2 separate regions of the Homo sapiens genome follow, and region 2 is linked to region 1. A link is a loop called in an ENCODE intact Hi-C map of the cell type or tissue named here. Cell type or tissue: heart right ventricle. All regions are shown on one strand. Each heading gives the region's core, and the rest is flanking DNA. Links, peaks and the distances in the headings are about the cores only.

Region 1 (5,371 bases), core at 66-5,065:
GATCTGTTCTAATACTGGCTAAGCAAATGAAAGCAGGTTTCTGAAAAGGTATTCTGCAGCCAGAAGTCGCACTGTCTTCGGAGTCCTGCAGGTGGGGAGGGAGTTCCTTTAGTTTTGACCAGAACACTTCTTCACAGGGGGCCAGGATCAGCTGTGCTTTGCAGTGGCTCGGTCACTGGACAGGAGTGAGGTTTCACTTCACAGAGGGGCTCTGCTGACTGCTCTCCTGAAGGTCTGGAGTTTTCGGGGTCTTAGTTTACATCCGCGATCCTCTCTCCTGAAGAATCTGAAAGTTGGAGATGGGGGAGAGGCTGAGGCTGCTGAGGGAAAGACAGAGATGTCGGGGGATGCTTTCCACTGGACCCGATGAGTGGCATGATGGTCCTGTCATCCCAGGAAGCAAGCAGGGGTGCAGCCGCAGCCTCACCCGCAGTGCTTCTGGTGCGAAACACTCTCTTGCTGGGCACAGCTGGGTCTAAAGCTTATATGCTGTTGGACCAAAGCTTTGCCAACTGAAAGGAAGTGGTTCCAGCTTACCTGGTATCCACGATTTAGAAGCTGTGTGTGTGTGTGTGTGTGTGTGTGTGTGTGTGTGTGTGTGTGTTGGGGGTGAGGGGGGTGCACAGTGGAGGGAAAAGAAACAGTTTTCCAGGAACTTAAGGGAGGTAAAGGTCACCAAGGTAAGAAAACACCCTTTTCTCCTGAGGCAGTGAAAAAAGCACAGTTTTAAAGAATAAATCAAAATACCTTCCAAGTCTGAGTTCAGAAATCCTACCCTGTAGTAATTAGTGGCAACCAGCTTTTCTTTTTCATTGATTTGGCAGAGGATGGAGAAAGTCTACCCTTTTTAGGTTCATATTTTCTAACTAAAAACACCTGTCAGTGCTCCGTAAATCCCAATTAAATTACAACAGTCAAAAATAACAAAACGAGGGGAAAATGCAACGCTGGCTCTAGAAGGCCAGGGAAGAAGTGAGGAGCAAGAGTTCAGGAAAAGCCCACGGAGGGGGTGCGAACAAGCAAGCCAGAGGCAACTGCCCAGGGAAGGGGCTCCTTACCTTCGCCTTTTCGCTCGGCTCTATGACGATGCCATTGGTAGAATTATTTAGTTCTCTGGAGACAACACAGAGGAATTCTGCCTGATCCTCATTGCCGTAGTTATAGGAAGATCCGATGCTGATGAGCTGATGAACCAAGAATACAGTGAACATTCATGTGGCAATCTTAACATACTTTCGAAAGTGCTACACAAATCACCCCTCTTCCGACTGAACTTTTAAGTTATCAAAGGTTTAACTCTTTATATGAGTTCTCTGTGACTACCAAAGCCCCCGGGGAGAAATGGGCCTGTTCTTCATCAGGGCATCATTGGTGAGGCCTCCCCAGGAGGAAGAGTATGAGCTCCACTGTCCCCTCACCCAAGCTCTGAAGTCCCCCCCCGTCAGCGGCAGGATTAACATGCCCACGCCCCGTCGAGCACAGCAAGGGAAGACAGAACGCATCTGCCAACAAAATGGACATTTGCCTCAGTCACACACACAGCTGGCTCCTCTATCAGCAGAAGCCCTAGACTGGGGACAGGAGGCTCTGGAAAGCACCGAGCCAATCACTGATCAGCTACTGGAAGTCATATGCTGCTGGTACTTTTTATTTCCAGACAGGGTCTAGCTCTGTCACCCAAGCTGGAGTGCAGTGGTGCAATCACAGCTCACTGTAGCCTCCACCTCCTGGTCTCAAGTGATCCTCCCACGTCAGCCTCCTGAGTAGCTGGGACTACAGGGACTACAGCCACCATGCCTGGCTAATTCTTTTATTTTTGATAGAGAAGGGGGGTCTCGCTATGTTGCCCAGGCTGGTCTCCGAACTCCAGGACTCAAGCAATCCTCCCACCGTGGCCTCCCAAAGTGCCGAGATTACAGGTGTGAACCACCGTGCCCAGCATGCTGGTACTTTTAACCTTTTTGGATAATAGAATTCAGAATTTAATTCTAAAGAGGAAATACACACGCAGGGGAGCAGCTCAGGCAGAGGGTGAGGGCATCCCAGTGAGCAGGCGAGGCCTCACATGGGCGGCATGGCTGACTGTGGTAGGATGGGGCTGGGGGCGCCTCCGCCTGTCTGAAACAAACTTCCTCATCCAGAAGGGAGGCAATAGGAACACCCTCCGTCTTCCCACGGGACAGTAATAAGATGAGAAATTAACAAGAAATTATTCATTTTAGTTTCACAAAGAATACATTAAAAAAATCCTTTGCTTAAGAGCTCATATTAGGAAAAATACTTCTGGAGTGGAGGGCATTAAACTCTTGGCGACGTTTTACAACCCATGCCCAGTAAGAACCAGGATGACAGACACAGGCAGAGTGGATTCCGTGGTGGAAGCTAAGTGTGAGAAATAATCACCGCTGGCTCTGAAGGCAGAGACAGCTTTGCACTTGATCTGTGAGATAACAGCATTAATGCAAAGTGTGAGTTTTCTTTTAGAAGGTAAGCATCTGGTGAGACAGCTGTTGACCTGTTAAAACTCTACACATAAGTAGGCATAATCCGTATAAAATCATATTTACTCAGGCGGTTGATCCCAGGGTGGCGAGTGGCGGCGACCGAGACCCTGAGTGCAGCCTGACCCGCCCTCGCACGCGCGCCCTCCCTGGCCGGGCCCACTCGCCACGCGCCCAGCCATGAACCTGGCGAGCCAGAGCGGGGAGGCCGGCGCCGGCCAGCTGCTCTTTGCCAACTTCAACCAGGACAACACAGAAGTGAAAAGGGCATCAAGAGCAGCTGGTCTTGGCTGTCGCGCTGTTGTCTGGTTAGTTCCAACCCTGGTTTCTGAAAGTATCACCTTGGAAGGCTTATGTTAGAGGACTTTTTTGGCTTTTTGAAATTGAAGTGAACCAGTTAATAAGTGGCAGAGGATCACTTGAATGTGAAATAGAAATATCAAGGACTACATTTTTCCAGTGGACACCACAGCTTGTGGGAAGTTAGTGATGTAGCAATGTCTGTTTTAAATGCCATGTCTAAAAGGGATGGAATGAAGAAAGGGATTTGACTTTCCAAAAAAAAAAAAAATTGTATTTACTCTATTCGCTCTGGCCTTCCTATGTTTTGAAGGCAACAGAATTTAACAAGTCTGCCATCTAATGGAGGAGAACAGTGAAGCTCCAACTGTCATAGCTTTGTTTTGATAGCTCAGTCGTAAGCACGAGGCGGAGAGAAGTAGGGGAAACGGCCGCACCACACTTCCCATGGCGCCTGATCCTTCCTAGCACAGCTGTTCACCAAGCTCTTCACGGTGGATTACATAAGACATTCAGAACCAAAAAGTTCTGACCCTGGGAAAAGAAATGGAAGGATTGTTGTCGAATCCCAGTCTCCTTTAGGGACTCATTCTACGATCCCTGTGAGGGAACAAAAACCAAAGGCTTTGAGGCACTTCAAGCCTAAACTGCTCGTTGGCTCCCCTGGAAAGTCTGCGTGTGAAGCTAAGACATGATGCTCCTCTGTTTCCCCAACTCCTCACGCACCACTAGGCCAGCAGTGCCCACCAAATGGCTCTTTGCCCATGTTTTGGAATAGGATCCCACCTGGCCGTAGCCGTCTCCCGTGGTTATTAATTGGCCATCCACACTGATTGTTTGAAGAGCTGCAGACCCCTTGAACGGGGCCTGGGATTGCTGCTCTGTTAAGAGATGTACCTGTTCGAATTTCCAGCCGTCGGACATCGTGGACACCATCTGCGTGAGCTCTTCTTCCTGACACTGCAGGACTCTGTACACGTGCTTCACGGGGCCCTGCAATGACCAGGCGCAGACTGAGAACAGCACCAAGGACACCACAGTTTGCAGCTGCCCCAAGGAGGCTCTTCAAATGAATAAACACTGAAAAGGAGTTTGCTTGGAAATCTTTTCTTGGCAGCCACCCACTATCCCCTTTTACAAATAGTACTGTGGCGTTTCTTTTTTTCCCTTCTCTTTAAAAAATGTTTTTCTTTTTAAGTGACCACAAGCCAGCATACTGTGGCTTTTCAATAAAAACATATCCAAAGAGTGAAAGAATAAAAAAGGTAAAATAATTCTGAACTTCAGAGGGATGAATGCTTGAGCAACTATGCCAACAAACTTAGATTTAATCCATTTCCCCAAGTCAAAAATAAGGTAAAATTATTATTATTTATTATTATTATAATTTTATTTATTTATTTTTGAGACGGAGTCTCGCTCTGTCGCCCAGGCTGGAGTGCAATGGTGCAATCTTGGCTCACTGCAGGCTCTGCCTCCCAGGTTCACGCCATTCTCCTGCCTCAGCCTCCCAAGTAGCTGGGACTACAGGCACCCGCCACCACGCCCGGCTAATTTTTTGTATTTTTTAGTAGAGACGGGGTTTCACTGTGTTAGCCAGGATGGTCTCGATCTCCTGACCTCGTGATCCACCCGCCTCGGCCTCCCAAAGTGCTGGGATTACAGGCATGAGCCACCGCGCCCGGCCTATTTATTATTATTTTTTAAGACACAGTCTCACTCTGTCGCCCAGGCTGGAGTACAGTGGCGCGATCTCAGCTCACTGCAACTCCGCCTCCCCGGTTCAAGCGATTCTCCCGCCTCAGCCTCCCGAATAGCTGGGATTACAGGCGCCTGCCGCTAAGCCTGGCTAATTTTTGTATTTTTAGTAGAGAAGGGGATTCACCATGTTGGCCAGGCTTGGTCTTGAACTCCTGACCTCATGATCCACCTGCCCTGGTCTCCCAAAGTGCTGGGATTACAGGCATGAGCCACCGCACCCAGCCTTATTATTATTTTTGAGATGGAGTCTCGCTCTGTTGCCCAGTCTGGAGTGCAGTGGGGTGATCTTGGCTCACTGCAACCTCCACCTCCCTGGTTCAAGCGATTCTCCTGCCTCAGCCTCCCGAGTAGCTGGGATTACAGGCATGTGCCACTACGCCCAGCTAATTTTTTATTTTTTTTTCCTTTTTTTTTTTTGAGAGAGTCTCGCTCTGTCGCCCAGGCTGGAGTGCAATGGCACCATCTCAGCTCACTGCAATCTCCGCCTCCCGAGTTCAAGCGATTCTCCTGCTTCAGCAGCCTCTTGAATAGCTGGGATTACAGCCGCCCACCACCACGCTTGGCTAAGTTTTGTATTTTTAGTAGAGACGAAGTCTCACCATGTTGGCCAGGCTGGTCTCAAACTCCTGACCTCAGGTGATCCGCCCGCCTTGGGCCCCCAAAGTGCTGGGATTACAGGCATGAGCCACTGTGCCCAGCCAATTTTTTTGGATTTTTAGTGGAGACGGGATTTCGCCATGTTGGCCAGGCTGGTCTTGACCTGAGGCGATCCACCCACCTAGGCCTCCCAAAGTGCTGGGATTACAGGC
Region 2 (5,371 bases), core at 50-5,049, 100 kb before region 1:
GCAGAAAAATTGGGCCATAGTATCGTGGATTTCCAGGTATTTTCTGTATATTAAGTGAGGCACGGAGCATAGGGTATAGGGTAGCACATGTGGCAAGGAAAAAGTTCTGATTTTGCCTTTGTTGCTGATAAAACACTGAACCATTCTAGCCTGCACTTATCATAAGTAAATACTCCCTAACCTAAAATAAAGTTTTCGTTCCTTATTCAAGGATTTTTTTTTTGAGACGGAGTTTTCCTCTTGTTGCCCAGGCTGGAGTGTAGTGGTGCAATTTCAGCTCACTGCAACCTCAGCCTCCTGAGTAGCTGGGGGGTCATAGGTGCATGCCACCACGCCCAGCTAATTTTTTTTCTATTTTTAGTCGAGACAGGGTTTTATCACGTATGCCAGGCTGGTCTCGAACTCCTGACCTTAGGTGATCCACCCGCCTCAGCCTCCCAAAGTGCAGGGATTACGGCATGAGCCACCACGCCTGGCCTATTCAAGAATATTGAGGGACAGAAAATATCTATATATATCCATCCTCAGAACCTTAAATATACAGGTCACTACAGTCTTTATTATTTTAATTTTTGTTTCTTAGGGTTTCTTTTGGTGGTGGTTTTTTGAGATGGAGCATCATTCCGTCTCCCAGGCTGTAGTGCAGTGGCACAATCTTGGCTCACTGCAAGCTCCGCCTCCCGGGTTCACGCCATTCTCCTGCCTCAGCCTCCCGTCTTAGGTCTTTTTGAAAGAGGTTATGCCTCTGTTGCCTAGTCTGGAGTGGTGCAATGGTGTGATCTTGGCTCACTGCAACCTCCACCTCCAGGTCTTAAGAGATCCTCCCTGCTCAGCCTCGTGAGTAGCTAGAACCGCAGGTGCATGCCACCACAGCTAATTCTTGTATTTTTTATAGAGAGTGTTTCGCCATATTGTCCAGGCCGGGCTCAAACCCCTGATCTTAAGTGATCTATCTGCCTTAGCCTCCCAATGTGCTGGGTTTACAGGCGTGAGCCACTATGCCCAGCCCCTTTTTAATTTTTTAAAAATGTTTATTTTTGAGATGGAGTTTCGCTCTTGTTGCCCCAACTGGAGACCAATGACATGATCTCAGCTCACTGCAACCTCCGCCTCCCGGGTTCAACTGATTCTCCTCCCTCAGCCTCCGGAAAAGCTGGGATTACAAGCATCTACCATCATACCTGGCTAATTCTGTATTTTTAGTAGAGAAGGGGTTTCTCTATGTTGGTCAGGCTGGTCTCCACCTCCCGACCTCAGGTGATCTGCCTGCCTTGGCCTCCCAAAGTGCTGAGATTACAGGCTTGAGCCACTGTGCCCGGCCAAATTTTTATTATTTTTAAATTAGAGGTGGGGTCTCACCATGTTGACCAGTTTGGTCTCGAACTTCTGGCCTCAGTCCCTTGTCTTGGCCTCCCAAAGTGTTGGGGTTTCAGGTGTTAGACCCCATGCCCAACCACTACAGTTTTTGTTTTTGTTTTTGTTTTTTTTTCAGACGGAGTCTTGCTCTGTCGCCCAGGCTGGAGTGCAGTGGCGCAATCTTGGCTCACGGCAAGCTCCACCTCCCGGGTTCACGCCATTCTCCTGCCTCAGCCTCCCCAGTAGCTGGGACTAAAGGTGCCCGCCACCATGCCCGGCTAATTTTTTTGTATTTTTAGTAGAGACAGGGCTTCACCATGTTAGCCAGGCTGGTCTCAAACTCCTGACCTCAGTTCATCCACCCGCCTTGGCCTTCCAAAGTGCTGGGATTACAGGCATGATCCACTGCGCCCGGCCTCACTGCCATTTTATAGATGAGAAAGCCAAGTTCCAGAAAAGTTGTGAAATAGACGGTGACTATAAAACTGGGACTAGAGATAGTATCCTAATGCTTGTTGATTGTTTTTGTCCATACTGATTGTCAACCTACCAATATAATCTACCATCAAGTCACCATGTAGTATTATGTGTTATTTCTCTTAATCTGCTGTACCTTTGTTTTTTGTTTTTTTGAGACGGAGTCTTGCTCTGTTGCCCAGGCTGGAGTGCAGTAGCGCGATCTCGGCTCACTGCAAGCTGCCTCCCGAGTTCACGCCATTCTCCTGCCTCAGCCTCCTGAGTAGCTGGGAGTACAGGCACCCACCACCATGCCCGGCTAATTTTTTGTATTTTTAGTAGAGACGGGGTTTCACCGTGTTAGCCAGGATGGTCTCGATCTCCTGACCTCATGAGCTGCCCGCCTCAGCCTCCCAAAGTGGTGGGATTACAGGCGTGAGTCACCGCGCCCGGCTGCTGTACCTTTGTTTTGATACACTCTTTACATTCCCTGTTTCTATAGCAAATGAGCATTGCCAGTGACAACAGGAATGCAGTAGATTTTTCTTTATGTTTGTATATGTATGAATTTTACTCTTGAATCAGCTAGACTAATTTTCCTATATGTACAGTGCCACCAGCTTGTTTTTTTAAAATTTGTGGGGTTTTTTTGTTTGTTTGGTTTTGGAGACAGAGCCTCCCAAGTAGCTGGAATTACAGGCGCCCACCACTATGCCTGGCTGATTTTTTTGTATTTGTAGTAGAGACGGGGTTTCACTGTGTTGGCCAGGCTGGTCTCAAACTCCTGACCTCAGGTGATGCGCCTACCTTGGCCTCCCAAAGTGCTAGGATTACAGGCGGGAGCCACCGCGCCCTGTTTATTTTACTTTTTTTTTTGAGATGGAGTCTCACTCTGTTGCCCAGGCTGGAGTTCAGTGGCGCAATCTTGACTCACTGCAAGCTATGCCTCCCGGGTTCACGCCATTCTTCTGCATCAGCCTCCCGAGTAGCTGGGACTACAGGCACGCGCCACCATGCCCGGCTAGTTTTTTGTATTTTTTAGTAGAGACGGGGTTTCACTGTGTTAGCCAGTATGGTCTTGATCTCCTGACCTCGTGATCCGCCTGCCTCGGCCTCCCAAAGTGCTGGGATTACAGGCGTGAGCCACTGTGCCCGGCCTACTTTTTTTTTTTTTTTTTTTTTTTTTAATGGAGTCTTGTTCTGTCCCCCAGGCTGGAGTGCAGTGGCAGGATCTCAGCTCACTGCAACTTCCGCCTCCTGGGTTCAAGTGATTCTCCTGCCTCAGCCTCCCGAGTAGATGGGATTACAGGCGTGTGCCATCACACCTGGCTAATTTTTTATATTTTTGGTAGAGATGGGGTTTTACCATGTTGGCCAGGCTGGACTCGAACTCCTGACCTCAAGTGACCCACCCGCCTCAGCCACTCAAAGTGCTGGGATTACAGGAATGAGCCACCGTGCCCAGGCAATGTGTGTTTGAGATGCCTAGCATGGTGTCTCCCACATGTAAGTTGTCTTTTGTTTTTATCTTTTTTTTTTTCTTTTTCTGAGACAGAGTCTCACTGTCTCTTTGGTACCCTAAGAAGCAAAGCATCCATCTACAGGATGAGTTAGAGTTCTGATTATCTAAATGGTGACTTGAAAGTTACTGCTGGTTGTGGTAGGAAATAGAGGCATACCTCACAGGGACTACGGGCTTGGTCCCAGACTGCAGCACTACAATAAAGAAGTCATCTCAATAAAACGAGTCACACAAATTTTTTGGTTTTTCAGTGCATATAAAAGTTATGTTCAGCCCTGGCAATATAGTGAGACCCTGTTTCTACAAAAAATAAAAGCCAGGTGCAGTGGTGCATGCCTGTAGTTCCAGCTACTCTGAAGGCTGAGGTGAGAAGATTGCCTGAGCTCGGGGGGAGGCCGAGGCTGCAATGAGCTGTGATCGCGCCACAGCAGTCCAGCTATGTTGACGGGGTAAGACCCTGTCTTGGAAAAAAAAAAGTTTATATTGTAGTCAGGTATTCGGTAGCATTATGTCTTAAAAAAAAATACATACTTTAATTTTTATTTTCTGGGAGTGGGGTGACAGGATCTTATTTTCTGTGTTGCCCAGGCTAGAGTGCAGTGGTGCAGTTATAGCTTACTGCAGCCTCGAACTCCTGGACTCGAGCAATACTCCCGCCTCAGCCTCCCAAGGTGTTGGGAATAATGAGCCACTGTGCCATACTTTAAAGTACTTTTTTGTTTGTTTTGGAGACAGGATCTTGCTTTGTCCACCGAGCCTGGAGTGCAGGGGTGTAATCACAGTTCAGTGCAGCATAGACATCCCGGATGCCTGTAATCCCAGCTAGTTGGGAGGCTCAGGCAGAGAATTGCTTGAACTCAGGAGGCCGAGGTTGCAGCGAACTGAGATTGCGCTACTGCACTCCAGCCTGGGCAACAGAGTGAGACTCCATCTCAAAAAAACCAAAAAACACAGTATCTGCAAAGTGCAATAAAATGAGGCATGCCTGTATGCATGTTTTATAATGAGACTTTGGTTTTTATAGTGGTTAGCTAATTTAAAAAGTTCCTTGAGGTAAAACATAATTAGAACAGAGTATATAAACTAGTTTGAAATTAATCTGTTGTTTGGATTGTAGATTGTTATTTCTCTGTAAGCAGTGCTGTGACTATATGAGGCAGTTTTAGGATTTCTTTTCTTTTCTTTTTCTTTTTTTTTTTTTTTTTTTTTTGAGATGGAGTCCCACTCTGTTGCCCAGGCTGGAATGCAGTGGCGTGATCTTGGCTCACTGCAAGCTCCACCTCCCGGGTTCACACCATTCTCCTGCCTCAGCCTCCCAAGTAGCTGGGACTACAGGCGTCCGCCACCACGCCCAGCTAATTTTTTGCATTTTTAGTAGAGATGGGGTTTCACCGTGTTAGCCAGGATGATCTTGATCTCTTGACCTCAAGATCCGCCTCCCAAAGTGCTGAGATTACAGGAGTGAGCCACCACACCCGGCCTCACTTTTAGGATTTCTTGTACCCTGAGGGCTTTGTGAAACACTTTAAAGTCCAAGAATTATCACCTAATATTTGTTTTCTTGGCCGGGCGCAGTGGCTCACGCCTGTAATCCCAGCACTTTGGGAGGCCGAGGTGGGTGGATCACAAGGTCAGGAGATCAAGACCATCCTGGCTAACACGGTGAAACCCCGTCTCTACTAAAAATAAAAAAAATTAGCTGGGTGTAGTGGCGGGCGCCTGTAGTCCCAGCTACTTGGGAGGCTGAGGCAGGAGAATGACGTGAACCAGGGAGGTGGAGCTTGCAGTGAGCCGAGATTTCGCTGCTGCACTCCAGCTTGGGTGACAGAGGGAGACTCCGTCTCAAAAACTATATACATTATATATATATATATATATATATATATATATATATATATATATGTATTTTTACCGTTCATATTTTAAAGGCATATTATGTGGCTAAATTTGCCACAAGTTACAGAATTTAGAATGTTAAGGGAAGAATTTTTCCACATTTTTTCTGGGGATACCCTTTGAAGTTATGTATTTATAATT

What was found. Hi-C counts contacts between places; a loop is a spot of excess contacts. Peaks named below come from ENCODE experiments on the same cell type or tissue, not always from the same donor. Only the 100,000 strongest peaks of a DNase experiment are listed, where the experiment ranks them.
Region 2: a loop joins it to region 1, with 2.1 times the contacts of the local background. A loop is called at or near these places in 13 of 110 quality-filtered maps.

The regions. Positions count from the first base shown.
Region 1 is chr17:75,057,933-75,063,303 of GRCh38, reverse strand. It overlaps KCTD2 (potassium channel tetramerization domain containing 2), which reads right to left. Exons shown (of 6, transcript NM_015353.3): 4 at 3,699-3,794; 5 at 1,059-1,184; 6 at 1-286. The coding sequence ends at 257. Among named protein-coding and RNA genes, the nearest start is that of KCTD2, 13 kb to the right of the region's middle. In heart right ventricle, for the core only: a CTCF peak has its summit at 3,149 (motif pointing left); a DNase peak (open chromatin) is centred at 3,244; H3K27ac peaks cover 1,939 bases.
Region 2 is chr17:75,162,144-75,167,514 of GRCh38, reverse strand. SUMO2 (small ubiquitin like modifier 2) reads left to right here. Exons shown (of 4, transcript NM_006937.4): 4 at 1-1,929. Among named protein-coding and RNA genes, the nearest start is that of JPT1, 10 kb to the right of the region's middle. In heart right ventricle, for the core only: no CTCF peak of the experiment used is centred there; no DNase peak of the experiment used is centred there.